2 separate regions of the Homo sapiens genome follow, and region 2 is linked to region 1. Evidence: chromatin loops called from intact Hi-C (ENCODE). Cell type or tissue: heart right ventricle. All regions are shown on one strand. Region 1 holds the start of LOC101928350 (a long non-coding RNA gene). Region 2 overlaps DNAH9 (dynein axonemal heavy chain 9).

Region 1 (8,000 bases):
TCTCACCCAATGTGGGTTGAGTGTTCCTCCTTTGTGTGTTCACTGATCCCTGTGCTTTCTTGGCCTCAGCCCTCAGCCCTGTTTTGTAACTGCCTGTTTACTTGTCTTTCTTCCTTAGAGGGCCAGGCCCTAAAAGCCTAGGATTATAGCAAATTTCTTGCTGTATCTCCAACTTTCATCATGGATCTTAGAATACAGTGGCCTTCAAGTAAGTGTTCATGAGATGAATAAATGAGAAAGAGAGAGAAGACAAAAAGAAACTGAACAACAAAAGGAAAAAGAAAGCTTCATACAACCCTCGGCACACAGCAGGTACTCAATAAGTGTTCATTGATTTTAAAGAAAAAGATAAAAAAAAAACAGATGAAGAGGTGGGGAGAAGAGATCAGTATGCTGCATCCCATCCTCTGACCTACTCTCTTGATGTAAGTTGGGTCTGTCTCCCCAGCTCTCTTATCCAGGGCAGTGGCAGCTCTACCGTAATTACTTTACAAACTCTCATGCCCCCAACCAGAGATACGGAGGCCATAGGTAACTGATAGTGGAACCTGGTGGTCACATCCCTGCTGTTGACCCAATGTTCGGCTGACTCTTCCTCCTTTCAATCTCATCACTCCAACCTCAACTGTCCCTCACCCCAGAGTGGGTATGACCTGGTTTATCTGTCTTACCCATCATTGCTTTTCATATTTCCTACCTTGTCTCTACCTAGAACGAAGTCTTTCATATTTGGAGAAATCCCAATAATCTGGCAATAAGCATCTTCCGTCAAAGGTATATTGTTCCTGGACACTGTTACAGATATGCTCTGTCCTGCTCAGGGCCAATATCTCCAATGCCCTTCTGATGCAAGCGCGAGACTGAGACTGCAAAAGGCCTTGTTGGAGGTTTGGTGGTATGCTGGAACAGAGCAGGGGTTGGGCCCCTTTCCCATCACACCCCGTCTTCTAGTCCTCACAGGGGGGACCGAGGGCCTTCCAAACATTATAAAATAAAGGAAGCTACACACAGTAGGGCACTGTGTCATCACTTCCCAGGATGATACAGTTTTTGAGAGCTGAGTTTCCTAGGAAGTTATTGAGGTTTTCTCATTAAGATCAGACTTGTGAGATTCTGCGGTCCGGTGGGTTTTGTCAGGATGCAATCATGCCCAAACCAGTTGGCTTTTCCAGCAGTGCGATTCCTTAGCTTCAGGGCAATTCCACACACTATCTGAGGTATCCATTTTGAGCTACCATTCCCTGCACAGAATACCAGGCCCCACAAAGGCTTAAGTGTTCCTCAACTGTGGATGGAGTTAAGACATCAAAAGTATTTTCCAGAAGGTGGGAACTACATAATACAAGATATATGGGGTAGTCACTTCAGGAGTCCTGCCTAGGTAGACTTTCTAGAAGAACCTTGCTAAGACAGAAAAGCCATGTGTTACTTTGACATTTTTCTAAAAGTCAGACTCATTGTCTAAGAGGAGAGAAAATTGTAGGAGGACCCCAGCCTAGGCTGCCTTCCCAGACTAGCCAGAGGAGTTTTACCTTTTTCTCAACTTCGGCAGCAGTCTGCTTGGTGATCTCTAGGTTTTCCACCAGCACTGTTTCTCCCAGGAAGTTCCCAGAGGCGGAGGAGAGGCGAGAGAGAAGACTGTCTTCCAACGTTTTCAGGGTAATTTTGAATCCATTCTGCTGCTTTGTGAGATCGGACTGCAAATATCAAGCAAGAGACAGTCAGGTGCAGATGCCCAGGGCATCCTGCTCTAAGGATGTGTCTGAATAGGGCGAGAGTCCCTTGCCTTAAAGATAGTAAAGTGGAGGCAGAATGGCAAAGAGCTTCAGACCATGAGCAGGAGACAAGGAGTCAAATTGGTGCCCAACTGTACAATATTCTGGGCACATGACCTTGAGCCAGTTTACCCTCTTTACTCTTCTGTAATCCCAGTCCCAACTTTTAGGATTTCTGTGCTATGCTTAATGCACAATGGGCAACACACTGCATTATCAGTGTTCACTAAACGGAGCTTATTTGTGTAACTAGAGGGTTAGGGTCCAGTTTTAGTTCTCTGGAGAGTTCTCTCTATTACCAATTTACTTTAATGAACAACTCTCCTATGGCTTACTTAAAAAAAAATCAGCAGAATCTGTCTTCCAGTTTTAAACTGTGTAAAACCATGGCAGACTGTGTAAAAGCTTCCTCGAGGCTGGAGTGGGGTGCTGGTATCCAAGTGGATCTCATCTCTTCCTCTCTTTATGCTCCATATCCTAAAGCACTAACTTCAGGCAGCTGTAGTGTCTTTGCCCTTGTACAGCCTTTGGATTCGTGGGAAGAACAACCTTCCTGTTGGAGGTTCCAACCACAGCCACCCTGACCTTTCTTGTTTCTTAAAACCACATATCTTGATCCTGCCTTAAGACCAGGATTTGCTGTTCTCTGTGCTGGGAATGCTCTATGCCCAGAGGCTTTACAATTATTTAGGAATTAGCTCAGATGCCAACTCCTCACCGAATCTTTTTCTGACCACCACTGTTTAAATTTGCCCTCTGGCTTTCCAGTATTACCCTGTTTTATTTTCTTAAAAATTCTTATCACTATCTGAATGGCATTGTTCATTTGTTTACGTTGCTGTTTTCTGTGTTCCTCCACTAGAGTGTAGATTCCATGAAGGCTGGGACATGGTTTTCTTTGTTCACTGCTGAATCCTCCATACCTCAAATCCTGCCTGTTACAGAGGTGGTGCTCCCTAGGTATCTGTTCAATGAATGAATGATTGCAGGAAGCGGAGTCCCAGGGAGCCCTGAACTCAATCTCTCATGCACTGGAATTCCACCTACCGACCCCGCCATATTGTATAATCTAATCACATTTAAAGAGAGGACAAAAAGCACGTTATCTGCTGTGGATTGAATTGTGTTGTCCTAAAAGTCCTATGTTGAAGCCTTAACTCCCCCATGTGACTATATTGGAGATGTGGCCTTTAAGGAGGTAATTAAGGTTAAATGAGGTCATCAGGGTGGAGCCATGGCTTTCTTTATGTGCAAAGAAGAGGTCATGTGAGGTCACAGTGAGAAGGCCGCTGCCTCCAAGGCAGGAAAAGAGGCCTCACCAAAAACCAACATGATCGCAGACTTCCAACTTCCAGAATTATAGGAGAACAAATATGTGTTATTTAAGCCACCCCGTCTATGGTATTTTGTTATGGCAGCCCAAGCTAAGACATGACCCTAACACTGTTGGACCTAGTTCTGTTACCCTTGTAGAATTTCATTCCGCTTAGTTCTGGCACGTGGACCTGTGTGATCAGCAGCACTCATGTTCATGCCAGGCTCTGCTCTTGGTCATAGGAGTGTCCAGTCTCCAAGCTGTTTTTTTTTTCTTTTTTTTGAGACAGAACCTCGCCCTATTTCCAGGCTGGAGTGCAGTGGCACGATCTTGGCTCACTGCAACCTCCGTCTCCCGGGTTCAAGAGATTCTCCTGCCTCAGCTTCCCGAGTAGCTAGGACTACAGGCTAGCGCCACCATGCCCAGTTAATTTTAATATTTATTTTTTAGTAGAGATGGGGTTTCACCATGTTGGCCAGGCTGGTCTCGAACTACCGACCTCATGATCCGCCCACCTTGGCCTCCCAAAGTGCTCAGATTATAGGCATGAGCCACCATGCCCGGCCTTCAAACTGTTTTTGCTTCTGTTCTTCAGCTCACCCATCCTTCTTTCCCCAGTATGGTATTCCCAGGTTGCTACATGGGGTCAGCAGTCTTCCAGAGTCTAGCAGAACCCACCTAACTCAATCCAGGAAAAACAGCCCCCCTCTGCAACCTCTCCCAGAGTGGAGTACACTGCAGGCTCTAGTGGCAGAACATTTTCTCCCTTCTGTCCTCACCTTCAGCTGCTCCAAGTCTGGCCTCTCCATGCTGACCACAGCGGCCAGCAACTGGTCCTCCAGGCCATCCCTGGTCACGGTGAAGTTGATCAGGGTGGCCTGAGCCTGCAGCTCAGGCTGGTAGTGAGGATTAGCCAGCTTGGTGTGGAGGATGAGCCGGAACTTGGGATTGTATTCACATTCTTTGTCTCCAATTTTAATGAATCTGGAACATAAAGGCTCATGTGAAGGTAAGGTGCCTTCCTGCAAAATTTGGTTGGGGTCAGAATTTGAGATTTTTTTCAAACAATATTGCTATATTCAGATGGATTCCTCCTATGTCTAGGATGAGCCCTGGGATTCTTTTTTGCACTAATGTTGGGAACAGGTGTGGAGGGGGATAGATGTTTTCCCATGGCCACCATGTTTGGTTCTGTACTGTGCAACTCTAGGAAGAGCCATGCCTGTTGTGTCAATGTAGATTAGTACATTATGAACAATTTCCAGCAGATGGCAGTGAAGTGTCTGGAGGAAGGTGAACCACCTTGCAGTTTCCACAAACGTGCTTTATACGCCAGCAATAGGGCTTACTTTTCCTCATGGCTGACATGGGAATGACATCTATGGGTGAAAATGATTAACCAAGTAAACGAGCACGACTTGAGGACAGTAAAGGCAACGATGGCCCCAGCAGTGGGTGAGGCTCCTGAGTCAAGCACCCCTTCATGATAATTACTCTGCCCTTCATACGAACCCATTGCCCGTCTCCTTCCTCTCTTTTCCTCTCCACACCACCCCCTGCTTTGCCTTGTGCTTGCTAAGCCCTCATCATGAGCCAGCACTCAAAGCAGCAGAGACTCATTAAATTGACAAGGAACCGAGTTGTCAGAATTCAGATGACTGGCTTGTATAAGATGCTCGTACTTAAAAGTCAGTCTGCTTTTTGACCGATTTCCTTCTCAAGTTTTTCCAAAATTGTGCACTGTGGCCATTTAGAAGGAAGTCAGTTGGGACACTGGCTGATGGAAGCAAAGTTTCTCCAGGAAACTTTCTCTAGGAAACAAAGGCCACTAAATAGACCTCTGCTGGAAGAAAGAAAGGTGGATGTGCTGCAGGGAGCTACTTGACATGAACTGAAGAGAGGAAATTCTAGGAAGAGCAGACCTCTTCATGATTCTAACCAGGGCCATGAACCAGCTCCCCCCGAAGGGTCAGCAACACAGCTGAGTCTTACCGTCCTTTTTTAATGACTTCTCTCCCAAGCAGGGGTCCCAGAACAGGATCAATGGACTCCTCTAGATTTTCAATCAGCACCACAGCTCCAGCTTCCAGGGCCTGCTCTATGATTTGAAGGTAGCTAGGGAAACAAGTATGAGTCCGGGAGTATGAGACTGTGGCAAGCTATGGAGTTGAGACCATTTAATGAGACAAGCGTGACCTCTAAGACATGGTGGTATAGTTGGAGGCACAGCTATTTGGAATGTTTTCAGTGGCCACATTTCTTCCCTATGTAAAGTGATATTTATGTGATTCTATACACTTTTAGAAATAGGGAGAAATTATAAAATACAAAAAAGATAATGAAAACCATAATGTGTCTTCAACGTTTTGGTGTATACTACGTATATTTGAATATATTATATTGTCAAGTTTAGCTTTGAGAGTATTAGATTCATATGGTGTTTTGTTTTATAACCTGTTTTTTTTTACAGAAAATATATTGTAATCACTTCACCATGTCATTAAACATCCTTCCATGTAATTTTAAATGACTGGGTATTAGGCCATATTGATACACCTTAATTTATCAATCAATTAACAAAGATTTAGGTTACTTTTAACTTTTCAGTGTTATGTAGAGTTTAATAAATATGTAAATAGCTTGATTTTCTTAAAGTCAATTTATAAAACTGATATAATACAACTCAAACAAAGAATAACAATAATTTATAAGACTGATATAATACAACTCAAACAAAGAATAACAGTAAAACTTTATGGAACTCAACCAAAGATCTTAAAGTTAACCTAAAAGAATACAGTGAGGCTGGCAAGGAGAAAACCAATAAAGAAGAAGAGGAGGGAGTCATTATCTAATACTACATATTTTATATATATCAACAATATAGATGTGTAGAAAGAAGGCTTAAAGGACAGCATATACCAATAAGTTAGCAGTGTTTTTGAAAGATGAATTATAGAAGTTTTTATTTCTTTGTTTTTTATGATAACTCCTACCCCGCCCTCTCATTTTTCTTTACAGTGATGATACATTACTTTTGTAATGGGAAACACCACAATAAATGTTACTAAATATAAAAGTAAATAAGAGCTGGTGTAGTATTAGATACATAGAAAAGAATAATGACCCTATTTAATAAAATAATTTAATATATAGTAAAATGACATGTCTAATTAATTGAGGAAAGAATGGAAAATTTAATATTTGGTATTGAAACAATAGCTAACCACTTGGAAAATTAGTCTGTACCACATATAATAGCTTAAACTATATTTAAATTGATTGGATTTCCATGTAAAAAGAAAACTCAAAAAACTTAAAAATGGGCCAGGCCTGGTGGCTCATGCCTGTAACCCAGAACTTTGGGAGGCCAAGGTGGGATGATTGCTTGAGGCCAGGAGATTGAGACCAGGAGTTTGAGACCAGCCTGGGCAATATGGTGAGACACCCTCTCTACAAAAATCCAAAAATTAGCAGGGCATGGTGTTGCACATCTGTAGTTCCAGCTACCTGGGAGGCTAAGGTGGAAGGACTGCTTGAACCCCGGAGGTCGAGGCTGCAGGGAGCCATGATTTCACCACTGTACTCCAGCCTGGGTGACAGAGTAAGACCCTGTCTTAAAACAAACAAACAAACAAACAAACAAAAAAACTAAAAACTAAAAATGTAGGTGAATATTTTAAAAATTCTTGGAGAGAAAAGACTCCTCTAGGCATCACTTATAGAATAAATGGCTGACAAATCTGATCAAATAAAAAACTAAAATAAAATGAACTGTAGTAGGTAAAACCTCACAAAAGTAAATTAAAAGACAAATGAGACGAACAAATTTTCATTCATATGAAGAAAGAAGACTATACATATTACATATAATGCAACATTTGTATTCAAATAATATACAACAAATCTAGAAAACCATTCAACAGGAAAGTAGTTAATGGACATGAACTAAGAATTAATTGAACATATTTATTAAGGGCCTACAATGCATTCGGCAGTGTTTTAGACACTAGGGACACTGCAATGAGCAAAAAGAACATACACCTGTCTAAAATGCATTGTTAGTCAGCTGGAAAAGAATATTTTAATTAAAGTTTCGGGAGAAGGCCAGGGTTGGATTACTATGTGACTAAAGATGCAAATAAAAATATATCATATTGGCCGGGCGCGGTGGTTCATGTCTGTAATCCCAGCACTTTGGAAGGCTGAGGCAGGTGGATTACCTGAGGTCAGGAGTTCAAGACCACTGGGCAATATGGTGAAACCCTGTCTCTACAAAAAATACAAAATATTAGCCAGGCATAGTGGCACACGCCTGTGATCCCAGCTACTCGGAAGGCTGAGGCAGGAGAATAGCTTCAACCCAGGAGGTGGAGGTTGCAGTGAGCCGAGATAGCGCCACTATATCTATCTATATATATCATAGCATGCCTTGGCATTCACTTCTCAACAAAGTTTGCTCTATAAGATGGATGCATTTATAATATTTAATGTTTGACTTGGTTAACTATTATTTTTAACATCATGTGTTCAATTTGAACAACCCCGAGTGATCTGGACCTTAGTGCGTGCATGCTTGGGACACGTGGCCAGAGCAACAAAGCTCACTTTGAGTGGCTGTTTGCTGGAGTGGATAAATCTTAGGTTTCTAAGTGAGGATGACCCAGCTTCAAATACTGCCACCATTACTTTTTTTTTTTTTTTTTTTTTTTTTTTTTTAGACAGAGTTTTCGTTCTTGTCCCCCAGGCTGGAGTACAATGGCACGATCTCGGCTCACTGCAACCTCCACCTCCTGGGTTCAAGAGATTCTCCTGCCTCAGCTTCCTGAGTAGCTGGGATTACAGGCGTCTGCTACCACGCCCAGCTAATTTTTGTATTTTTAGTAGAGATGGGATTTCACCATGTTGGC
Region 2 (8,000 bases), 67 kb after region 1:
GAAAGTGATCATTTACTGTTTTCTCTTAATTGTACCAACTTATTTAATTTCTATTCTTTGAGATAGTTAATGACATGCATATAAAATTCCTGTACTATAATTTGTCAAAATCAAGATCTTACTAATAGAATGACTCATTTCAGCCTCTTCTGATAAAAATAGGAGTGAAGGAAAACCGCTAAGAAAATAAAATATTTAGCATGTGTTGAAAGTTTAAATAATAATATTTAATGGAATGTGGAAATTATGTGAAGTTCAAATTTTATTGTTCATAAATAAGATTTAATTGACCATAGCCATGATCATTAGGTATTATCTATGGCTATTTTTGCCCTACAAGGACAGAGCTGAGTATTTGTGACAGAGACTGTATGATATGCAAAGCCTAAAATGTTTACTTCCTGACACTTTATAGAAAAAACTTGATGACCCTGGTTTATTAATACTCTTAATTCCAAGACGTTGAAAGCACCTGGGCCACTTAGAGACATTTTCCGTGCTCAAATGATGGTGGTATTTGTCACAATATCCAAGATCCCTAGAACCTTTAAGAAGAAGACCATCGGATGGAATATCTGGAGATAAACACCTCTGAATAGGGAACAAAATTTGCATTTTCATATTTGTTCCTATAATTCCTTCTTGACAATATTCTCGTCACTTGTTTTGTGATGTAGGTAGTCATGCTGGAAGCAGGAAACTGAACTGCCAGAGGGGATTTTGTGATGTGAACAGGGGCAGAGGCTATTTAAATATTTGAGAAGTTTCCTCCTGAGACCTAAAGTTCGGAAACATTATTATTATTATTTTTTTTTTTGAGACGGCTCGCTCTGCCACCCAGGCTGGAATGCAGTGGCGCGATCTCGGCTCACTGCAAGCTCTGCCTCCTGGGTTCACGCCATTCTCCTGCCTCAGCCTCCAGAGTAGCTGGGATTACAGGTGCCTGCCACCACACCCGGCTAATTTTTTGTATTTGTAGTAGATACGAGGTTTCACCGAAAGTTGGGAAACACTATTTGTAACTCCAAGTACTTTCAGGCTTCATGCAGTACTTGGAGTTAGAAATAGTATTGAAATATTCTAATAGTTTGGAAGCCAGACTATTCACCATCTTCTGCCATCTTCTGTATGTTAGTATGGGACTCCTTAAAGGCCACAGCTGCTTTTCAGGAAAGAGATCCTGATAATTTAACGTGGTTTAGTTAGTTGGACTTTGGTGATAAAAAGGGTGAAGCTAAGGGCTAGATTCTAAACTTCACACTGGTGTGAGGACTTTGACCCTATCTAGACCTGATAGTTTAAAAAAAAATTTCCCTATTCTTAAAGGAGAAAACGCAAGTGAGTGTGGTGGCTATTTCAGTACTCTGTCCCTTTGTCTTCACTGCTGGAAAACTTTCCAAAGCACATGTCCAATAGTAGTATTTAATGGCACATCATTCTCATGCTGTTACTTACTTTACTTAAAGAAGTACCTCCTAAATGTCAATTATGGGCTGGGAGATGTATTAAGAGCTGACCGTATAAACGATGAAAAACAAGACTCTGCACAGAGTAATAGGTATATATCAGTGTTGCTGTATTTCCTAAACTGAGAAGTAGCCATTTAATCCTTCTTTTTTTTGTATTTCTGGATTGTTCAATAACGTAAATTAATCAACAGCAAACACAATGGTCTCTCCCTTTCATAAATTTACAATCTCGTTTCAATACAGTGGTGGTACGTGCAGCTATCGAGTGCTGTAGGAATATGGGGAACTCATTCCTAAGAGTGACAGTGGATCTGTCTCTAGATTTTCTAGAGAGGGAACGCCTAAGGTAAGTCTTCTACTGTGGGTAGAAGTTAATCCAGACAAAGAAGGGCATGAGGTTCAAAAGGAACAGCATAAGCAATTAAGGATGTCAGCAAGTAGCACAGTGTGTTACCTTAAGGAATTAGGAATCACTAGATCACAAGATGGGAAGTGAGACTAGCAAGGAAGGAAGGAAACAGGACAAAGAAGCTTGGAGTTCATTCTGCAACCAGTTGGGAACTAATAAAAAAATTACAGTGTTTTTGTTTGTTTGTTTTCTTTTTTCTTTTTTTGGAGACATGGTCTTGCTCTGTCAGCCAGGCTGGATTGCAATGGCACAATCACAACTCATTGCAGCCTCAAGCTCCTGGGCACAAGCGATCTTCCCACCTTAGCCTCCCGAGTTGCTGGGACCTGAGGTGCGCTCCATCAAGCCCCGATACTCTTTGTACTTTTCATAGAGATAAGGTTTTGCCATGTTGCCCAGGTTGGCCTTGAACTCTGGGGCTCAAGTGACCCGCCCATCTTGGCCTCCCAAAGTGCTGGGATTACAGGTGTAAGCCACTGCTCCTGGCCAGGAATTATAGTTGAGATAGACCCTTTTGCAAGGAGTGAGGAGAATGGATTGGAGTGGGGATAGCATGGGAAGTAGAGAGATAAGTTAAGGAGTGTTGGCGTTTGTCAAGGCAAAAGAAGGCAAAACCAGTGGTAGTGAGGATAGAGAAGATACGGATTCAGAAATAGATAAGGGGAAAATTGGTGGCAATAGATTATCTCTTGGACATAGGTGGTAAGGGAGAGGTTAGCAATATAGGGAATCCACAGAACACAAAGTCTCTTGAGTAACTTGTATAGGACTTCAGTTCCACAAGAAAAAAAAAAACAGTTTATTACCACAAAAGGAAAAGAAAAGTCTGATTGCTCATGCTTCTTTTTGCATTGCTCTTTGGGAGTTTCTGTTTTGCAGCTGGAGAACCAAACCGGTCCTGGTTTAAAGTTCCACTGTCTGTGGTTTGAGGGCACAGCCAGTGAGCAGATCTAATGAGTCCACTAAGTATGTCTTAGAGGATCAGTGCATGCTTGATGGTTGCTTTTTTGCCCCAACTTTATTGTTTTTTTTTTCTTTCTAGGGAAACTGGGCCAGAATTCAATTTATTTAACAGCATAGATGGCTCCTCAGGAAGTCCAGTTCCAGACGGCCACCAGAGGAGAACAATCCAATGCCAAGTCTGTTATAAACACTTCCGGGCTCTGCATTCTCATAGGATGTGTGTTGAACACTAACATGTCAACCCTAGCTCTAATCCTAAAGCACCTAGGATATGAGGTGGATCTTTTTATGTTCTAGATCCTAAGAGGAGATTTGGCCCACAGATATATAAAAAGAACAGTTTGGTTTAGAGATAAAGAAGAATATGACTTTAGAAGAGAGGGACCCCATTGGTTATAAACTCTTCCATGAGACTGCACAGAGGTTACATGTTATTCATCTTTGAGCACAGTACCTAGTGACTGAGCATGCACACTTAGTAAATGATTATTGAATATATGAATACATAGAAAGTCATCTAGCCTGGGACAGGAAAATGAATTATAATTTTGAATAAAACAATTCAGCCTTTTGGAAAGCAAAAGGAAAATCCTAACATAGGATTCCAAAATAAAATAAAATACAAAATCTGTCATAGCTAGGGGTGGAAGAAACATCACACTTGGAGCTGACTAGGTTTTCTTAGCTGGTTAGTGCTAACTGGCAGGGGCACCAGAGTAAAATGGGCCTTCTGGAAGGCTGGAAAGCTGGAGGAAGAGGTGTTTTCCTGGAAAGCCAGGGAATAATTCTGATTTTTTTTCCCTCTAAATTAGAGTGGGGACTTGCTGAAGTTGAGTTTAAGTGAAGGTCAAAAAGAGAACAAGTTTTGTAAGAATTCCTTAAATGCCTGGGTTTGATGATCAGTGCACATTCCTCAGGAATTATTATAGCAGGTCAATAAGAACATAGCCAGTAATGAACCTTTCAGATCCAGCAAGGACTCACATTTCATGCACAGTTTCACCAGCAGTTGCATGACCCCTATCAAGGACCCCAGCAGCCAAGGGAAGTGACTCAAATATGTGGTTCATCTGCTCTTACCCTGGGCAGCCACTCTAGTTCTTATACAGTTATGTATCTTTTGCTAATTAAACCAGGAACCTAATTTAATATTTTTGCTTTGTGTGTAAGATTTCTTCATGTCCATCTATAATCCATCTGAGATACAACTGGCATAAAGATGGGTTCTGAAATGCTGTAGTTCGTGTCAGAAGTAGATTCATAAGCCAAATTACTATCATGGTTTGATTTTAGAAATGGTGTCAGGAAAACAAGAAATGAAATGGTGAGATAAAGAAGTGTGAGAGGAAACTCCGCCCAGGGCATGAGATCATTGGTTTTCCAAGGGAGATGTTTTTGGGAGAGAACTGCATTCACTATACCTTTATATCCAACCTCGTAGGACTTGTACATAACTACAGAGGGATGAGTGAATTGCAAGGTTGTCTAAGTTATGGTTTCCTAGTCCCTACTATGTTATCCAAGGGTGGAGTCATTGCATAACCCCACAAAGTTGAAAAAGTTGGGAGATAATGAGGTTCTGCGTCATCCCCGCAGCTTTGGCTGAACTGGCAGTCGGTTACTTTCTGGCCAGAAATTACTTATTTGATAGGGAAAATTAGAACCAAGATATACTCTAATTCTCCCTGTTGAAATGGTTAAGAAAAAAAGGGGGTGGGTTAGAAGACAAAAGTGTTCATCTTAACTGTATCTCCACTTGAATATGTATACACAAATTTTACCTTTTTTTTTTTCCTTAAAGAATATATAGAAGCCTTAAAATGGGGCCTAAAACTCCATGACTTTGGAACCGGCTGATTGCATTTTCACTGGGAGGGCTTTAGAAATTCGTTTGCACTTGAAAAAAAGTTGTGTTCTAAATGAAAAATTATCAATACTTAATTGAGGAATAAAATTTCAATTGGTAAAAATGTGACAACTCTGTGTCTCAGATGTTATTTTAGGAAAAGGTGACCTGGCTGGATTAGAGCCAATTGAAATACAATGGTGTGAGGCTGGCAACACGCCCGACATCTCTAAAGCTGTATTCTCTCAGACTGATTTTGAAATTAGGCTTTAGGGTAGCTTTGGGGTAGGAGGGAAGTTGGATCCTTCTCTCATTATTTAGTAAAATAATAAAAGATGAGGCTATGTTGTAGATTAAACACTATTGCAGAAGGTGATGAGATGTTAAAGAGATTGCATTTAAGAAAGGAAAAAATTGTGGCATTGGAGGAGAAAAGGTGTAAGAGTTGGTAGGCAAACTCTCTGATATAAAGCTAACTTGAACAGGGCAGGGAGGGAAGGGAATGAGGGTGGTATGAGTGCAAGGCTAGCAGCCAGCACAGTGAGGAAACCTGGGACATCGATCTCACCTGAAAGAAGCCAAAGGTTGCTCACAATGCCTGCTAGTACATGCTCTGGACCAGGGACCAGTGGCTCTTCATGAAAATGACAGCATGATGGCATGGGGTGCAATGCCACAAAATATGAAGCAGACAATGATTCCAAAGCCAGGAACTTCCTGGAGGTTGTCAGGAACTATCCTAAAATATATTACTTACAATATATAGTAGATAGACTATATACTACTATATCTATATATACTAGATAGACTATGGAGAAAGGTACTTGTGACCATGGTCCTTGGACCTTATAAACTAAACATTATTTAATCAGAGCCAGGGAATGGAGTGTGGAGAGAGAGAAGGCTTTTGAGATGCTGGAAGTCTGGAGGCAGAAATTTTGTTCAGGAACATTTGTACACTGACTGTTTTCTCAATTGAGATGAAGAGGTGGTTTTGTAGATGCTGCATTTGGTTTAAGAGCCAAGAAAGCGTATTCTTTCTTTAATATAAACATGCACATATTTATATAAATGCATAATTTATGCATTATATTGTCTTATATTCTTGGATGTATGTGTGTATGTATGTGTATATATATATATATATATATATATATATTTTTTTTTTTTTTTTTTTTTTTTTTTTTTTTTTTTTTGAGACAGAGTCTCACTCAGTCACCCAGACTGGAGTGCAGTGGCATGATCTCAGCTCACTGCAACCTGTATCTCCCTGGTTCAAGTGATTCTCCTGCCTCACCCTCCCAAGTAGCTGGGATTACAGGCCTTTTGCAGTCTCAGTCTCGCGCTTGCATCAGAAGAGCATTGGAGATATTGGTTCTGAGCAGGACAGAGCATATCTGTAACAGTGTCCAGGAACAATATACCTTTGACGGAAGATGCTTATTGCCAGATTATTGGGATTTCTCCAAATATGAAAGACTTCGTCCTAGGTAGAGACGAGGTAGGAAATATAAAAAGCAATGATGGGTAAGACAGATAAACCAGGTCATACCCACTCTGGGGTGATGGACAGCTGAGGTTGGAGTGATGAGACTGAAAGGAGGAAGAGTCAGCTGAATGCTGGGTCAACAGCAGGGATGTGACCACCAGGTTCCACTATCAGTTACCTATGGCCTCCATATCTCTGGTTGGGGGCATGAGAGTTTGTAAAGTAATTACGGTAGAGCTGCCACTGCCCTGGATAAGAGAGCTGGGGAGACAGACCCAACTTACATCAAGAGAATAGGTCAGAGGATGGGATCCAGCATACTGATCTCTTCTCCCTGCCTCTTTATCTCGTTTTATAACCTTTTTCTTTTTTTTTTTTTAAATTGAGACGGAGTCTCGCTCTGTCGCCCAGGCTGGAGTGCGGTGGCATGATCTCAGCTCACTGCAACCTCCGCCTTCCAGGTTCAAGCGATTCTCCTGCCTCAGCCTCCCAAGTAGCTGGGACTACAGGTGCACACCACCACACACAGCTAATTTTTGTATTTTTAGTAGAGATGGCATTTCACCATTCTGGCCAGGCTAGTCTTGAACTACTGACCTCAGGTGAGCCACCCACCTTGGCCTCCCAAAGTGCTGGGATTACAGACGTGAGTTTTCACTTTGTGGGGGATTGTTGGTATACGTACTGAATTCCTAAATAAAGAAGGACAATAAAATAGCAATAGCAAGCATTGAGCTTTCCATTGAAGTCCTATCTTGCACAGACAGCGTCACAGGCCACTTCACACTCTCTGTCAAGTTTTTTGGGGACCAAGGAAAACTATGTGGAACTTCCACTTTGCTCTCATGAGGTTGTAAATCACTAGTTAATTACATTGGTAACCTCATCTTGCCCTACTGTGTAAGTTTTACGCGTGCATGCTCATGCTCTCTTTTTGTGTATCTTCCTGCCAATGCCTGAGCTTCCTCAAGTACTACACACATTCTAGTTTCTCTTTGATTTGGATACAGAGAGGGAACAGCACCTTCTCTCCACAGCACATCACCAAGCTCTTAACCCTCTCTTCTTCCCATCATCAGGTCTAGTCCCACTAAGAGAGCTCCACGATTACTGTCTGTTTTGCAATGAAATAAGAATGAAAGAGCCAGGATAGCAGGCCCAGCATCAATGCTGAGAAGGACCTCAATGAACCAGTCCTTGGCTGTGTCAGTTTTCTTCCTCATTACTATGACCTTACTCTTCCCACCCTGGACGAAATCTTCACCTTTGTATAACTCTGATTCCAGGGGGAATTTATCAGTGACACCAAGTGCAAGGAATCTCTTACCAGATGCCAAAAGATCATTGATGAGCACAAGGAACCTCTCATCAGCCACTTGGGCATCAGTCATGAGAAACACTGTGTTGAGATTCTTCACTCCAGCTTTCAGACACAGGCTGGCCAGGTCCATCTGTAGGAATGGTCAATATCAGAAATCTCTGAAAAGAAGGCCTCCTTGAAAGAGAACTCCAACCCATTCTTTAGAAATGGAACCGTTTTCTTCTCTGCTTGAATGGGAATTAAAGTAAGGTGACAATGGGAAGCTGGGGGAGGGCTATCTTGCACTGACAGGCAGGAAACTATGCCTCATTCCCAGGCTTTGGTGCCAATAAAGGTGGGCAAGAGAAATTACATAGCAATGGCCTCTAATTCATACAACCATGCTAGCTCCTGTACCTCTCTTACACTGATTTAGAAATTAGGCTTTAGGGTAAAGCTTCTGGAGCTCCTGCTTTGTGCAAAGAGGTTACAGCTTTCCAAAGCCCAAAGGTGGTCCCCCATTT

The links. Peaks named below come from ENCODE experiments on the same cell type or tissue, not always from the same donor. Only the 100,000 strongest peaks of a DNase experiment are listed, where the experiment ranks them.
Region 2: a loop joins it to region 1, with 4 times the contacts of the local background. A loop is called at or near these places in 2 of 110 quality-filtered maps.

What each region holds. Positions count from the first base shown.
Region 1 is chr17:11,877,283-11,885,282 of GRCh38, reverse strand. DNAH9 (dynein axonemal heavy chain 9) reads right to left here. Exons shown (of 69, transcript NM_001372.4): 54 at 5,083-5,205; 55 at 3,870-4,074; 56 at 1,533-1,697. LOC101928350 (a long non-coding RNA gene) reads left to right here and starts at 88. Exons shown (of 3, transcript NR_188181.1): 1 at 88-312. In heart right ventricle, a CTCF peak has its summit at 4,368 (motif pointing right); no DNase peak of the experiment used is centred here.
Region 2 is chr17:11,809,873-11,817,872 of GRCh38, reverse strand. It overlaps DNAH9 (dynein axonemal heavy chain 9), which reads right to left. Exons shown (of 69, transcript NM_001372.4): 45 at 7,504-7,627. Among named protein-coding and RNA genes, the nearest start is that of ZNF18, 180 kb to the left of the region's middle. In heart right ventricle, no CTCF peak of the experiment used is centred here; a DNase peak (open chromatin) is centred at 4,899.